2 separate regions of the Homo sapiens genome follow, and region 2 is linked to region 1. The links are chromatin loops, found by intact Hi-C in ENCODE. Cell type or tissue: left ventricle myocardium inferior. All regions are shown on one strand. Each heading gives the region's core, and the rest is flanking DNA. Links, peaks and the distances in the headings are about the cores only. Region 1 overlaps GRHPR (glyoxylate and hydroxypyruvate reductase). Region 2 overlaps POLR1E (RNA polymerase I subunit E).

Region 1 (8,403 bases), core at 148-8,147:
GTAAGGTGGTGATTAAAAAAAAAAAAAATCCACCTGGGGGCAGGGAGGGGCTGGGGGGACAGAATGGGCAAAGGGAACAATATGTGTAGGTGCTGAAACTAATTTTAAAATTAAACCCACCTACCTCTAATCGTTCTGACCAAAATAAGAGTTACGTCCTTACCTAGTTCTCATTTCTTCCAGTTAACTCCTTTTCTGGAAGTGCTCCTTAATTTTCCTGATGGTCTAGGTATCAAGATTCAAGTGCCATGGTCACAACTGGGTTCTGTTTGTCCCGTCCTTGGTGAGGGACAAGTGAAGGAATCTGGGCAGAGAAGATGAGGGGTAAGGTGGTTTGGACACGTTCCAATAAGGAAAATGCCCAGGGCTGAGGGCTGGGGTGGGAAGCAGAGCCAGGCAGATCATTGGATGCTGTGACTTTGAAACATGCTCTTTGTATTTTTAAAGTTTTTTTTGAAACGGTGTCTTGCTACATTGCCCAGGTTAAGTGTAGTGGTGATTTAAAGAGTGATCATAGCACACTGCAGGAAACGGTATCTTGCTACATTGCCCAGGTTAAGTGTAGTGGCGATTTAAAAAGAGTGGTTATAGCACACTGCAGCCTTGAACTGGCCTCAAAGGATCCTTCCCGCTCAGCCTCCTGAGTTGCTGGGACTATAGGGGTGCGTCACCATGCCCAGCCATATCCACTTGTTAGCTTCCCCATTTACAGGCCAAGACGGTCTCTCAGAGAATTATTTAATAATAGAATTACCATACTTTTGGCGCAAATGTGTCCAACACCAATGTGACAAGTACATATATCAGAATCACTCTTTCCTCAGAGAATCACACCTTCCCTTGGCTCTGCCTGTGGATCCAAATCAAGCCTGGGTGTGTCTGACAATACCAGGGCACGGTTTGCTTCCCGGCCCTCCATCTCTACTGTTTGGCTACAGCTTGAGTTCACTAGGCATCGGCTCCCCTCTCAGGCCAGCCAGCAAGTTGTTAGCTGCCAACAAGGACATGGTGTTGCGGGTTCTGTGGGTGGCACTGCCAATGTGGGGCAGAATCACTGGAAAGGAGAGAGAGAGAGAGAGGGAGATAAGAAGGGTGGTTCAGCAGCCTTCAGCTGGGCTGTTTTCATGGCTTGGGTTTGCCGGTAAGAAGAATAAAGAGAGACTACCTCATGGTTCCATGCTTTGCCTTCTCTCCCACCTTCACTAAGCTTGACACTCCCCCAGAGCTGAGGTTCAGACTAACAGAGTGAAGGGCCTCCAGGCTACTAAAACCCAGTCACAATGTGATGAAAGATTTGTATTCTAGGGCTGGGCGCAGTGGCTCATGCCTGTAATCCCAGCACTTTGAGAGGCCAAGGCAGGCAGATAACTTGAGCTGAGGAGTTTGAGACCAGCCTGGGCAACATGGCAAAACCCCGTCTCTACAAAAAATACAAAAATTTAGCCAGGCGTAGTGGCCCACACCTATAGTCCCCGCTACTTGGGAGGTTGAGGCAGAAGGATTGTTTGGGCCTGGGAGGCAGAGGTTGCAATAAGCTGAGATTGCACCATTGCACTCTAGCCTGGATGACAGAGGGAGACTCTGTCTCAAACAAAAAAATGGTGAACGCATAGGAGTTTAGCACTGGCCACCTGTACCATGTGCCCTTGAAAATGATGCCACATGACCACAAGGTTTCTGATCTACAGAAATAACTCCAAAATGAAATGCTGAACAGCACAGTTATCTCTGATCCCACCCCAGAGCAAGTGAACTTACTTGCCCCCAAAGAACCGTCAGCTGGGTGCAGTGGCATATTCCTGTAGTCCCACCTACTCCAGATGCCGAGATGCAAGGTTCGCTTGAGCCCAAGAGTTCGAGGCCAGCCTGGACCACATAGCGAGACATCATCTTTACCAAATAAACCCCATAAAACTGCTTTTGGGTTTTTTCCAGGTAGAAATCATGTTTCCTTTTAATTGAGTACATTTTCTTCTTTAAATTTTATCATTATTGTAATAGGGTCTTTGTTGCCCAGGCTGGTCTTGAACTCCTGGCCTCAAGTGATTCTCCTGTCTTAGCCTCCCAAAGGGCTGCGATTACAGGTGTGAGCCACTGCGCCCAGCCATAATTCAGTACTTAATTCACAGAGTTTCTTCTCCTCTCTGGTAACAATTAGGTCCCCTCCTCTCAAGAACATTGCATCTGATCAAACTGAGAGCCAGCATGAACATGGACCCCAAACCAGAGCTTTCAGAATAACAATGAACAGCAAAAACCAGCCTTTCCCTACACTTAGGAAGGGACTGTGAATGGCAGGGTCCAAATTTTCACCATCCAAATAGAAAACCCGGAGCTGAATGCCAACATGGAAACCAAAATATGTCAGGAATGAAGTATAGTACCCCTTTACATACTCAAGGTCAGGATAGGTTTGGAGAAATTTGCATCTGACTATTTGGCCTCTTCTAGTAGAGAAGAGTTTTTGAGACAGGGTCTTGCTTTGTTGCCCAGGCTGGAGTGCCATGGCATAGTCAGCTTACTACAGCCTCAACCTCCTAGGCTCAAGTGATCCTCCCACTTCAGCCTCCTGAGCAGCTAGGACTAGAGGTACATACCATTACACATGGCTAATTTTTTATTTTTTATAGGGATGGGGTTTCACTATGTTGCCCAGGCTAGATTCGAACTCTTGGTCTTAGGTGATCCTCCCGCCTTGGCCTCCTAAAGTGCTGGGATTATAGGCGTGAGCCACCCTAATCAGCCCCACCCCAACGTTTCAGACATATAATGAATCAGAATAAATCCGCTCACTCACAAGAAACATTCCTGGATAATGGTTTTTGGTTGCTGAGATTGAGTAGCACATTATTTCAAAGTGGCAAAATTCAGGGCCATCTAGGAGAATTCAAAAGTGGTGGCTATATTTGCCGACAGGTTTACACAGGACACATATAAAACAACCCCCATTTTTTTAGCGTATATGTCAAGAGGCCAAGACCCCGATCATCAAAATATGTTATTTCGTACATTACAGTTTACAGGACAACAGAGGGAAAGACACTTTGTTGGAGGGTGACTAAATGGCATTTTGCAAAAGGTCCGTGTCACTCTGAAGGGGTGGAAGGACTGGAGTCCTATGGCCTTCATTAACTTGACCCCTCCTCCTCTTTGGTTGCAGTGGCCTCAGTGGGAGCTGCTACTTCTACATGTTCTGCGGGCTTTTCCTCTACCTCTGCCTCACCTTCTTGGGGACAAAGATCTGGGTATTTCTGCATGCATTCCTGCATGGCCCCAATTGGTCTACACAGTCTGACCCCTTGACATTCTCCATACTATAGTGGAAGCAGGAAAAGTCCAGCTTGAATTGTTCCCCACAGGGGCCGCTGGCCCTTCCCCCAAGGCACAGGCAGTTCCAGTTAATGTCTCCATTTGGCAGCCTCAATCCGTGCTCCCCCCATAGGGATCACTGGGGTCATCAGCTGTGTTGCTTGGAGCTGCATGGTCTTTTTACATCACAAATGATTGCATCCTTCCCTTCCTGCTGGCAGTAGGACATGGCTGCAGCCCAGTGCTTAGATTTTGTAGAAGCAGCGGTGGCGGCTGCAGCTTCATGCCCTGACTGCCCTCTCCTCAGACCAAGACCTGCCTTTTGAAGCAGTCCCCAGGCCGTGAGCTGAATTCCAGGACCTAGGGTGGGGGTGGGAGGGCAGTTTTCCTGGCTGTGGGCGACAGCCCTGACATCACACCCAGTGCTCCTTGCAGGCTGGGGTGGGGGAGGGACGGGAGAGTTTCCAAGGGCTGCAATAATGGGAGCATTCACTGGGGAAGGCAGCTGAAGACCTTTTGTTTAGGTTTCCATTCCAGAATCCAAATTAAGGGCAGAGACTGGCCCGGACAACCTAAGGCCCTGATCACTCTTAGTCTGGAGGCATAAACTCCACCAGCTACCTGAACAGATCTTAATATAAAGAATCATTAACTACGCATCAAGTTGTTAACTCACTGAGCAGGTAACAAAAACCCAAACCACAAAGTGTGGTCCCTGGACCAGCAGCATCAGTGGCATCTGGGAGCCGTGAGGAGCACACTCTGTCAGACCCCACCCCAGACCTGCTGAAATAGAAACTCTCGGGATGGGGCTAGCAACCTGTGTTTGATCAGTCACTCCTCCAGGTGATTCTGACGAACTCAAAAGTATGAGAATTGGCCGGACACTCATGCCTGTAATCCCAGCACTTTGGGAGGCAGAGGCAGGTGGACCATCTGAGGTCAGGAATTCGAGACCAGCCTGGCCAACATGGACAAACCCCATCTCTACTAAAAATACAAAAATTGGCTGGGCCTGGTGGTACACGCCTGTAATCCCAGCTACTCGGGAAGCTGAGGCAGGAGAATCGCTTGAACCCAGGAGGCAGGGGTTGCAGTGAGTTCAGATTGCACCACTGCACTCCAGCCTGGGCGACAGAGCGAGACTCTGTCTCAAAAAAAAAAAAAAAAAAAAAAATGTGAGAACCACTGCACTGTGGTAGCACAGAGGTAGCAACTGCCAGAGGCACTTCTGGTGCTGCAACTCAGACTTCGGTGGCACGGGCACTGACTGGCTGTTGCTCTTGTCTCTGAGCAGGGCTCAATGGGGCTGGTTCACCAAGTGTTGGAAAAACTGCAAACTGGATTCCCCAGCCACTATGGGAAGGAACTGGTGCTGCTAGATGAAGAAGTGCTGCTGCCACTCCCCCAAAGACAGGAAGGGAGGGCAGGAGGGAGCAGGCCCTTCCACACCCACGCTGACAAGGCCTGCCAGTGCAGCTGGCACAGCAGAAATGGGGTGTGCAGAGGCCTGGCCCCAGCCCCACAAAGCAGAAGAGAGAAGGGGGCTTTGTTGTGAAACAACAGCTTGAAAAACTGGCACGAGTTATATTGGCATTGTCATTACACTTTTAATTTTTCACAGCTAAACTGGTAATAGCAATTTATAGTAACAGGTTTTACACGAGTCACTGTGGTGTAACACATGGAGACATGTAGTCAGCCCACTTTGTTGTTGTTGTTGTTTTGGAGATGGAGTCTCACTCTGCCACCCAGGCTGGAGTGCAGTGGCACAATCTCGGCCTACTGCAACCTGTGCCTCCTGGGTTCAAGCGATTCTTCTGCCTCAGCCTCCCAAACAGCTGGGACTATAGGCATGCACCACCATACCTGGCTAATTTTTGTATTTTTAGTAGAGATGGGGTTTCACCATATCGGCCAGGTTGGTCTCGAACCCCTGACCTCGTGATCCACCCACCTCAGCCTCCCAAAGTGCTGGGATTACAGGCATGAGCCACCACGCCTGGCCCACTCTTTTTTTTTAAACAAATCCACTCACACCTACATTCTGTTCCTTTAGGGACAGAGACCCAGCAGAGCATGCGCAAGAGGACTGCTCCTGTCATACACCCATGTCACTGACAACATAAACATTTACGATCCCTGGTGTGTCCCTTTGGGTTCAACACCTGCTCACACTAGCTCCACACCCGGCCCCTTGGGACCCCCTCAAAAACACTGGTCCTGCAGGGCAGCAGGGAGTTTGCATCAGAAAGTGCAGTTCTTACCACAGTTCTTCAGGGTCAGGAGAGGGTGGTTTGTAGGCAGTGGTTCTGGGCTCGTCACATCCAGTCCAGCAGCTGCAATCTTACCACTGGCCAAGGCCTGGTACAGGTCGTCCTGGTTTACGACGTCGCCCCTGGGAATGACAGTGGTGACATGGGTACCCCGAAGATCCCTCCGCCCAGGCCACCTTTGAGGCAGAACAACCTACAGAATGAATTTTTCCACTCACTTGGCACTGACTTTTAAAGCAGTAAGTCTTAGGTATACTTACAGTATGTCTGTAAGTCTTATATACTCAGAGAACTCCAGCCCTGCCTCCTTCTAGCTGTGTGACCTTGGGCAAGTGTCTCAAATTCTCTGTGCCTCGAATTATCTGTGTCTCAAATTATCTACTCTGTGAGATAAGGAGAATACCACCTAACTCCCAGGCATGTTGGGAGGATTAAAGCTTTCTTACATGCTCTACTGCATGAACAGGGCCCAGAAGGGCATCTGTGTTAGGCCCCATCCAAGTGTTTCTGATCTGGTTGACCCCCAGACCCCCACTGAGAAGCACCACAGTGTGCTATCAGGTACCTGTCTAAACCAGGGCAGAGGAACGAGCACACCCCTAACCACAGCCATCAAAGGGAGCGGCGACTGAAGGCAAGAAGTCATCTTCTAGAGACTGTATATTGTGCACTAAGTAATACTTGTGCACTAATGAGTAATACACGGTCCTGGGCTGTCCTGGGTACATGCAGGCACCCAGTACACGGCAGCTGTGACTGCTGCCAGCCAGCAGTGCGAGCCCTGTGGTCCTGCATGTTTCACTCTTCCATTCCCAGGTCACCTGTTTTGTAGCTAAATGTTGGTAATTACAGGTACCTTTGGGGTGGACGAGTCCTCAGGATGACCTCACCCAATCCCCCTTCCCCTAAACTGATGTAAACAGGCTCAAGGGGCACCAGCTAGGAAGGGCTTGGAGTGGCAGAGAAGGAAGGTCTGACCTCCATACATGCCCAGTGGCCTGAAGGCACCCCTAGGGACAGTGTGAGGAGCTACGACCACGTGAGTTTTAGGGTCTGTCCGCCCAGGAGCATAAGGTTCAAAGTATCACTGAACCACAGCCAGACAAAGCCAGGCTCAGCAGTGTGGGAGGCGGCCTCCAGAGGGCCCTTCAGATCCTCAAGTCCAGCCCTTTGTGGTGGAGGATAATGGGCCTGCAGAGGCTCCCTGGGAACACTCCCTGAAGCCACGCTGCTGTGTGCCAGGCCCCGCCGGGTGGGGGCCACTGCTGAGAAGCAGACAGGCCAGGCCCACTCTGACGGCTCTTCTTCCCTGTACGGAGGTCTCGTGTATTCCCACGAATTTCTGAGTTGGTTGTTTGGTTTATGGAAACCAGCAAGCTCAGCCTGGGGTCTCACCAACAACCCACGGGGAAGAAAATCTCCAGATGGCAGCAGTGGGGATGGCTCCTCTCCAGGCTTGCTGGGTAAGGTGGCCCTAGGATACCTGCTGATGTTGATGAACACAGCTGTTTCCTTCATCTTCTGGAAGAAGTCCTTGTTGCAGAGTCCCTCGGTTGCAGGTGTTAAGGAGCAGGCCACGACGATGAAATCAGATTGGGCAGCCAGCTCAGGGGTAGACACTGAGGGAGGGCAGGACTCCATCAGGCACTGAGTCCCAGGCTAGGGACAACCAGATGGCGGGAGACCAGCCCCTTGCTCCCGACTCCCTAACAGAAACTCCCAAGATGCTTCCTGAAGGCCGAGTCTCTACCTGGACAACTCTCATGAGTGCACAAAGTCAAATCACACACAGTGGGATCTGGACCACTCTGGCTTTAACTACCTTCAGGGCCCAAAGTGCCCAGGGGCGTGGGGAATGCTTGAGATCCAGCCTGCCATCTGCTCACCAGGCTGTGGACCCGCCAGGTGCTGGATCCGCCTGGACTAAGGGGCGCACACAAAGGCTAGGGTAGTGCTTGCCAGTTTATGAAGGAAAAGACAGTGAAAGTGCCCAGCCCTTCCTCACACCCACCACCATCCCCGCTGCTCCGCCCACAATGGGGAATGGTAACAAAGGACTCTGAAAGACGGGAGCCCTGGACTGCTCTGCTGGCTCGGAGAGGACCTGGGTAAGTCCCTGTGCTCCCTGAGTGGGCCAGTGTCCAGGGGCAGGTAGATTAAACATCTACCAGACAGCAGCCCCTGGACATGCCTGGAGCTCCTGCCCTCTGCCTGAAAATGCCACCATTGAGAGAAAATACAGCCTCTCAACTGGGCACAGATAGGCTCCTGTGGAAATCAAGGCTTCACTTACCAAACTCTGCCTGGAATTCTGCTGCTTCCTCAGGCCTGGGCTGGCGCCCTGTGTACAGAAATCTCTGGACACCGAATGGTTTCAGACGCCGAGCAATGGCCTGGCCTAGAGCAAGGAGAGTCCATGTCTCGTTCCCAGTCCCGCAAAGGGTAGGGACACCACCCAGCATTTCTGGAACAGCGGCCCTCAGGGCAGACCCTTTTCATCAGCACAGCCCGAGTTGCCTGCTCCTGTCTCCTCCAAAGCGGGTGGGGGGCTGGCTGCCCCACTGTAACTAGCCCCCAGCCAGCCCACACTGCCCCAGGGATCTGGAGACAGCACCTCAGCTCCCCTGAGGCTGTGACTGGCTGATGCTGTCCTCACATGGTCCAAGCCATCTGGAAAGCCACTCAGGTTTTTCCTAACCTCTGAGAACTGGAGAGGTTTTCACAAGGGAGACACCTGGTCAAGCAGTCCCCTCCTTTGTCCTGGACCCTCTGCTTCTGTGAATGCAGTCTCAGACCCCATTTGACTTTTTGGTGGCAC
Region 2 (8,403 bases), core at 404-8,403, 62 kb before region 1:
TGGTGGTGCCCGCCTGTAATCCCAGCTACTCGGGAGGCTGAGGCAGAATTGCTTGAACCCAGGAGATGGAGGTTGTAGTGAGCCAAGATCATGGGACTGCACTCCAGTCTGGGTGACAGAGCGAGATACTGTCTCAAAAAAAACAAAACAAAAACAAAACAAAAAAACAACAAAAAAAGCATGACTAAGCAAATACAGTCATGTCCCACATTACAGTGTTTTGGTCAATGACAGGCCACATATGTGACAGTGGTCCCATAAGATTTTTTTCACACAGGGTCTTGCTGTCACCGAGGCAGTGGTGCAATCATAGCTCATTGTAACCTTGAACTCCTAGGCTCAAACACTCTTCCTGCTTCAGCCTCCCAAATAGCTGGGAATACAGGCGTGCACCACCCCAGCTAATGTTTTTATTTTTGTGTAGAGACAGTGTCTTGGTATGTTGCCCAGGCTGGTCTCAAACTCCTGCCCTGAAGTGATCCTCTCACCTTGGCCTCTCAAAGTGCTGAGATATAGGCATGACCCACCATGCCCAGCCAGTCCCGTAAGATTATAATATCATAGTTTTACTATTCCTTTTCTGTTTAGATATATTTAGATATACAAATACCATTGTGTTACAATTGCCTATAATATTCAGTATAGTAACATGCTGTATAGGTTTGCAGCCTAGGAACAGCAGCTTATAGCATATAGCCTAGGTGTGTAGTAGGCTATACCATCTAGGTTTATGTAAATATACTCTATGATGTTTGTACAATGACAAAATTGCCTAAGGATACATTTCTCAGAACATATCCCCATCATTAAGCGACACATGACTATACTGAAAAACAGGAGTATAGACTACTGGATGCCCAATCACAGTAACAACAACTAAATACACCTTGTGCCTAAAACCACAGACATCTTCTGGGTTTCCAACTCTGGGTAGGTATGAGGGTGTGACCCGCAAAGGATCCTAGCTACAGGTGACACTGGGTTACCATCAGATTGACTCTCTCCTGTTAGAAATAAGCTGACACAACACAAACCTGCCACAAGCCTTCAAGATACATCTGTGTAACTCATAAGCTCTCTCTATATATACACACACACACGCACACACGTGGCTGATGTTTGTTCTAACAGTCCCTTAAAGTTTTCCTTTTATTTGACCTGGATATTCTACTTTGCCTCATGCAGAATAGAAGTAGCAAATGTTAGCTCTGGAAGGACCCTGAACTATCATATAATCCAACGTGGCCCCAATTTTCAGATGAGAAAATGGGAGATCCAGAGAGAAAAAGGGGCCTGGCAAGTCCCCTCGACATGTCAGCAGTACCAGAATGAATCTCACAGTTGACAGTAAAGACTTGGACAGACATATCCATTTTCTTCTCTCATCAGAACTCATCTAAGAATTACAGACAAATAATATACTGGAAACAATTAGAATAAAATGTTTATCATAGACTTACTTTTCCGCTTAACTACCCTATGAGCTCGAAATTTGATGAGGGTATCCAGAAACCATATGCATCGGGCCTGGCGGTCTCGGCTCTCCACATCTGATGGCAAAGACTTCAACGCTTCTATGACAAAGGTGCAATGGCTAAAACAAGGAAAAGAAAAGGAGGCCTGTGTCAGGGTAAGATGGGCTCTGTCAGGAACTACTTCCCTCTTACAACGAGAACAGCAGGCGCCTCTCACCCCGACGCACTCAACAGCTGATGAAACCCTGGGCAACAAGGCAAGACCCCATCTCTACAAAAACGTAGCCGGCATGGTGGCACATGTGTGTGGTCCCAGCTACTCGGAAGGCTGAGGCGGGAGGATCACTTGAGCCCAGGAGGTCGAGGCTCCAGTGAGCTGTCTGCGCCACTGTACTCCAGCCTAGGTGACAGAGCAAGACCCTGTCTCAGAAACAAAAAAAAACAAACGAACAAAAGCAGCTGATGAAGGGCCAGTACACTCAACACTCCTTATAATAGGAGAACATGGTTCAGTGCAGGGATGAATAAAGGGCTAGACAGTAAATATTTTAGGCTTTGGAGGCCATACAACCTCTGTTGCAACTACTTGACTCTGCCATCGTAGTGCGAAAGCAGGCACAGATATTACTTACGTAAATGAACAGGGCTGTGCTCCAATAAAACTTTATTTATACTTTACTTACTCACAGGCAGCAGGCCAGACTTGGCATGTGGGCTGTAGTTTGCTAACCTCTGACCTCTGTTTTTATAGTCAGGAGCATAGACTCTGTAGTCAGCCTGCCTGGGTTTCAATCCTTTCTCTGCCATTTAATGGTTTAGGCAAGTTTCTTTTTTTGTTTGTTTGTTTGTTTGTTTGAGACTGAGTCTCACTCTGTGGCCCAGGCTGGAGTGCAATGGCGCAATCTTGGCTCACCGCAACCTCCGCTTCCTGGGTTCAAGCGATTCTCCTGCCTCAGTCTCCTGAGTAGCTGGGATTACAGGCATGCACCACCACGCCCAGCTAACTTTGTATTTTTAGTAGAGATGAGGTTTCTCCATGTTGGTCACGCTGGTCTTGAACTCCCGACCTCAGGTGATCTGCCCGACTCAGTCTCCCAAAGTGCTGGGATTACAGGTGTGAGCCACCGTGCCCAGCGGGGCAAGTTTCTTGGTATCTGGTGCCCTGGTTTCTCCATCTATAAATTGGGGCCAATGATAGTACAGGTACTCTCCTCCTGAGCATTTTTTCTGGATTAAGAGATGATGCCAGTAAAGCTCTTAGAACAGTGCTTGGCAAAAATGTTAAGGCTCAGTCAATGCTAACTATTATTTTCAGGCACTGCTCTACTGCTAGCAAGACCCTGGACTCACAGAGATAAAAAGGCTCTTCAAGATCATCTCATAGATGCCTCATTTTACAGATAGAAAAACTGAGGCTTCAAGAAGGGAAGATAAGGGCAGAGTTCGGGGACTCAGTTTTCAGACTCCCCGCTCAGAGTTCGTTCCTGCACCTGCCCCTGAGTCACAATCACATTAAGACAACTATGAACTAGTAATGAGCTCTTTTTTGGAAATAAATCTTTGAAGCAAAAAAAAAAAAAAAAAAAGAAATAATAATAATAATTCCAAGGCACTGGATTTCAATGACCAGTAAAATTTTAAAACAAAAACTGGAGGAACAAACCTCAGATTGACAACTCTTTATCAAAATAAAATTATTAAAAGAAAAAACTCAAAAGCAAAAAAAACTCACTATCATAAAAGAAGCTGTTTTAATGGGAAAGGGGAGGGAGAAGGAAATAATCTCTGAATTATTTAAAATATACAATATTTTAAATACATAAATTTAATGTTAGAAAAGTTTGCCTACCATATCATCACAGAGAAACCATCACTTTGGCCAGCACCCATTCCCAGGCCAGCATTTGGGCCCTGCCAGTGACAATCAGCACCAGCATGACACTGGGTGACACAGGCCAGCTCTAGTTCCCAGCCCCAGAGTAGAAGGCCTCACCACCCTCTGCCCTGTCGCAGGTCCCACGGACTCAGAGACCAGCCCTCTCCCTCGAATGTGACCCACAGCTCCTGAAAGCCCAAACATTCAAGAAAACACTGGCTCATTCATGTCCAATGCTCCAGACACACTTCCTCACTGACTGACGCCCAGAGGACCTGCACAGTGTCTGACTACTGTTGGGTCCCAACAGCACTCCCCAGAATCCCCATCTGCTTAAGTCAGGGTACCTGTTCTCCTCAATCATCTTCAGTATTTCTTCTGACGTGACGTTCCTGAAAGCTTCAGATGGGCTCTGAAGAGCTTCATACTCCGCAGGGGAAAGAACTAGTTACAGGTCAAGAATATAATCCAACCAAAATAGAAACATCCAACTAGCTAGGTCATCTCATAGCAGTGGCATTTCACAGACAGGGAAACAGGCTCAGAGAGCCAAAGATCACACAGGGCAGATCACATAGGGGCAGAGCTTGGTGACTCAGTTCTCCGACTCCCAGCCCAGAGCCCATTCCCTGCCCAGGCTTTTCTGCTTTTTCTCATCACAAAGCCACTGCAGGCATTTTCCTTCTGACCGGACCCCTTGGGTGGTGAAATTCTAAGCTCCAACCCTTCCTTCAACAAAAGTGGTCTGCCCTAGACTTTGGGCATTTGGCTGGTTCAACTCTTATTTTGACTCTCCATGGAGAGTGAGCCCCACAGGTCTAAGCTGTGGGCATTTGGCATTTTGCTGAGGAATGGATTTGAATCCCAGGGGCCGGTCCCTCAGCTAGTGAGGAAGCCAAGTTAACCTCCTGGCAAGAGCACTGAGCAACTGCAAAGGTTTGGATGGAGCTCTTGTGAATGTCACAGAACACAGACACCCTCAGAGAACCTGACTGCACACACGTGCAAACATCTCAACTTGTGAAATAAGGCAGCTTTTCTACTGCAAGAAGGATACGATCTTCAAATTTATACACGTCTTCAGGCTTGGCTGCATCATCATAGCAGGGAGGAAGGTAGAGGGAGTCATCTTGCAAGTCATTGTGGATAGCATCGCTGACCAGAGCTTTTCAATAAAGAAACAATCCATGTATCACCCTGTTTGTTTCCAGTTCCCCAACATTCTTTTCAGTCTGTGCACTTCAGACCACCAATGGTCCAGAAACCCCAAGTCTAAATGCTTCTGCCAAAGTGACCTCGCCTCCCCATCAGGCTGACTGCTTCAGGACTGCCATGTTCACTCATGAACAAACACAAGCTAGGCACTGGAGAAGGTGGAGGTGACAAGATTCCCCTCAGGTAACTTACAATAGAGTTGGGATTGACAGCTGTGCTAATACATAAACATTTACAATATAAAATGAGAGAAACTAAAAGTGAGGGACGTCCAAAATAGCCTTTAATGGCTTAACTTCTAGAAAAACTTGCCACACATTGTAGGTGGAACAAAACTTTCAGAATATAACACTGTAACTGCCCCACAAGAATAACTCCGCAGCCAGGTGTGGTGGCTCACACCTGTAACCTCAACATTTTGGAAGGCCAAGGCGGGAGGATGGCTTGAGCCCAGAAGTTTGAGACCAGCCCAGGCAACATGGCAAGACCCTGTCTCTCCAAAAAACTAAAAAAATTAGCTGAGCATGGTGGCACACATCTGTGATCCCAGCCACTTGGGAGGCTGAAGTAGGAGGATCACTTGAGCCCAGGAGGTTATGGCTGCAGTGAGCCATGTCTGCACCACTGCACTCTAGTCTGGGTGATAGAGCAAGACCCCATCTCCAATCAATCAATAAATAAATTTGTGAAAGTGTTGAAATCTATATAATCATAGGGTATGGAAAGATTTTCCAAAAATTACTAGAATTTCATTCTTAATAGAAAAACTGCTCTGCCCAGGGCACAGTGGTGTGCGCCTATAATCCTAGCTACCTGGGAGGCTGAGGCGGGAGGACTGCTTGAAGCCAAGGGTTCAAGATCAGCCTGGGCAACATAGCAAGACCTCATCTCCAAAATCGGTAAAAAGAAAAGCTACTCTTACACAAACTTGCTCTTATGTTCTTATAATGTATTTGAACAATAAATACATTTTAAAATAATACAATTAAATACTCCAGCTGCTGAATACCGGAAACAGAGCCACTGATCCCAAAGTGAAATGCCACCTCTGGAGGCTCATTTCCATCAACACATCAGCCTTTTTGACCAAAGCTTCCCTGCAACGCACAAGGAGAGACCTGAGGCCTTCTCCCTCCTCTGTGCCCTGCAGGCCATAACCCCAGCACCATAAGCACGGCAGGCATGTATCCATTCCATGCCTGTCCCTGTACTTGACTGTGGATCACTAGAAGACAAAGCCATGTCGGATGTTTCTTACTACTTCCAGAACCTGTCCGTGAGAAGGCCTTCAGCAAGAGGCTGAAAGGAATCCAGCCCTAGCTCCCAGCATTCCATGTGTGGGTGGGTAAAAGATCTCAAGAGAAGAGAAAGCTGTCATTATGGGCAGACTCTTAGCCCAAGTTCCAACTTCTTACCAGTCACACCCTTCGTATCAATGATAGTCTCTGCAGCTTTAGCCACTGCACGATTCAAAGATTCATTGCCAACTCTGTTCATTCTCCTGGTGTTCAGAGCTCGCTTCTGTTTGGTGGTACCAAAGGCTTCAATACAAGAATCCATCTGTTTATGAGATAAACCTGGTTACTGGGGACAGGACAGGTAGGTGCTGCCCCTCCTAGCTGTGTCACTATGGGGATACTCTCAGCATCCCAGAGTGATCACTACCTCACCTGTGAATAAGGCTGAATCGCACCTATTTACCTCACAGGACTGCTGTAAGCACCAAATGATATTAACAGATTGATCAATCAACAGCATCTCCATCAGTAAGATATAAAGACTTGACTAGGATTAGGGCTGGCAAATCTGTAGCACATGGCTTACCATTCTCCCATCCTATGCCCGTAACAGACAGGAATAGTAGAATGGTAATTCTCCCATCTTACACCCGTAACAGACAGGGCTAATAGATCACTGACTCCTTCCCCCTGAAGCAAAAAGTAGCCTCACAACCCTTCTCAATACAGTGCTCCACACAGCACCAAAGATTCAATCAGTTTGTCATCTTGGGGTGAGATGACCTTTGTAGGGACCTTCTACATTGAAAATCCCCAAGTTTACTTTGTTTTAACGTGAATGTTTTCAGGCTACAACCAATATATTCTAAAACTTGGACTAAATCCTAAAAACAAGCATTATGCTACACTTGTATCAGCCCAGAGAACCGACTCCAAACATTGGCACAGAGCTGTGTTCAGCTGCCCCAGATGGGAGCCAGACTGTTCTCTGTGGGACCAAGGAGGCTTCTGCAGGTACAAACTAATTGTCCAGAGAAACAGACTGAATGAGCGGGGAGCAGCCAGGGAGACCCTTGAGTTCAACAAGCTCATTTCACTGATGGAGAAACCCGAGGTGTAGAAGGAACTTGCTTAAGGTCCCACATCTTAATTCTATCACACTCACCTTTTCTCTGTAAGTTTTGGTCTGACTCTCTAGCGCCAGTTCACTCTCAACTGATACATCTATCAAAACACACAAAAACAGAGAGAAAGAAAAGTCAATTGGGAGGCCTACAAATAGTAATAGTGTTTAATATTCATTTGTCTATCTAAGAATAATAGATTTCTTTACTATAGGACTTCCCTGAGCCTAACATGAGTGTATACTGTGAATATTTAATATGCAGCTTTAGTATACAGTTAAAGAACTTGGAAAATAAATTAGCCAAATCAAGCGGTCATCCAGCCCAACCTCTTCATTTTAGAAATTAAAAAACAGAAGGCCCACAGATGAAATTACTTGCCCCAGGTCAGTTCACCAGGTAGTGGCAGAGACAGGATTAGAAAACAAGTCCTTGGCTCTTTCCAGAAAATAATTTTGCTTTCTTGGTGAAAGACCTAAAAGCAGGCATAAACATGAGGTATGTGGTACTTACCGATGCTCTCCAATCATCTACAAAGTACTCAAATAAGGGCAGTATAACTTAGTACACAACAGTACAAGCTCTGGAGTGGCCTTGCCTGTTATCTCAGCCATCACCCCTGATAAGGTCATCTAACCTCTGTGCCAGTTTCATCACTGGTAAAAAAAGAACAACAGTACTTACTCCAGAAGGTTGGTATATGCATGGAAAGTGCTTAGAACAGTGACTAGCATATAGTAAGGACTTAAATGTTATCTCTGTGTGTGTGCTACCTAGAATAAACTCATATTTACAAACTTCTTACATATAACAACAAAAATATGTTTAATCAACACGTTAAATTACAATTTTCCTTGCCTCCCTGGATTTTACAAGAACAGTTGGAAGATGATTTAAATATAGTTATATATGTTTGCAAAGCAGGGGGACACCTAGGAAATTCACAGATGGGTGTCCGGACTCAAGAGACCTTTAAAATTACGTGTAAAATTTGGCTAGGCACGGTGGCTCACACCTGTAATACTAGCACTTTGAGAGACCAAGGTGGGTGAATCACTTGAGGCCACGAGTTTGAGACCAGCCTGGCCAACATGGTGAAACCCCATCTCTACTAAAAATACAAAAATTAGCCGAGTGTGGTAGCGCACACCTATAACCCCAGCTACTCAAGAGGCTGAGGCAGGAAAATCGCTAGAACCCGGGAGGCAGAGTCTTCTGTGAGCCCAGATTGCACCACTACACTCCAGCCTGGGTGACAAAGCGAGACTGGGTCTCAAAAAAAAAAAAAAATTATGTATAAAATCCCATATTAAAAAAAATCCCATATATATGTATTTGTGTATCATATATGTTTCTCAGAAGTAGGTCCAGGTCCTTAGCAGATTCTCAAAAGGGATGGAAGCACTGCTTTGAGAGAATAAAACTGGAACTAATGCCTCTGAGGTATCAGGCAGATTCACAATGCTCCCAATGTT

Evidence for each region. Hi-C counts contacts between places; a loop is a spot of excess contacts. Peaks named below come from ENCODE experiments on the same cell type or tissue, not always from the same donor. Only the 100,000 strongest peaks of a DNase experiment are listed, where the experiment ranks them.
Region 2: it touches region 1 in a loop (7-fold over the local background); 19 of 110 quality-filtered maps call a loop at or near these places.

The regions. Positions count from the first base shown.
Region 1 is chr9:37,429,312-37,437,714 of GRCh38, reverse strand. GRHPR (glyoxylate and hydroxypyruvate reductase) reads right to left here. Exons shown (of 9, transcript NM_012203.2): 6 at 7,879-7,983; 7 at 7,069-7,204; 8 at 5,577-5,707; 9 at 725-1,054. The coding sequence ends at 933. It also overlaps the pseudogene CHCHD4P3. Among named protein-coding and RNA genes, the nearest start is that of GRHPR, 11 kb to the right of the region's middle. RefSeq lists an enhancer at 2,675-3,313. In left ventricle myocardium inferior, for the core only: no CTCF peak of the experiment used is centred there; DNase peaks (open chromatin) are centred at 985, 3,431 and 3,676; H3K27ac peaks cover 3,989 bases.
Region 2 is chr9:37,491,282-37,499,684 of GRCh38, reverse strand. It overlaps POLR1E (RNA polymerase I subunit E), which reads right to left. Exons shown (of 12, transcript NM_022490.4): 5 at 6,970-7,028; 6 at 5,982-6,126; 7 at 4,409-4,516; 8 at 3,699-3,795; 9 at 1,461-1,594. Among named protein-coding and RNA genes, the nearest start is that of POLR1E, 9.5 kb to the right of the region's middle. In left ventricle myocardium inferior, for the core only: no CTCF peak of the experiment used is centred there; no DNase peak of the experiment used is centred there.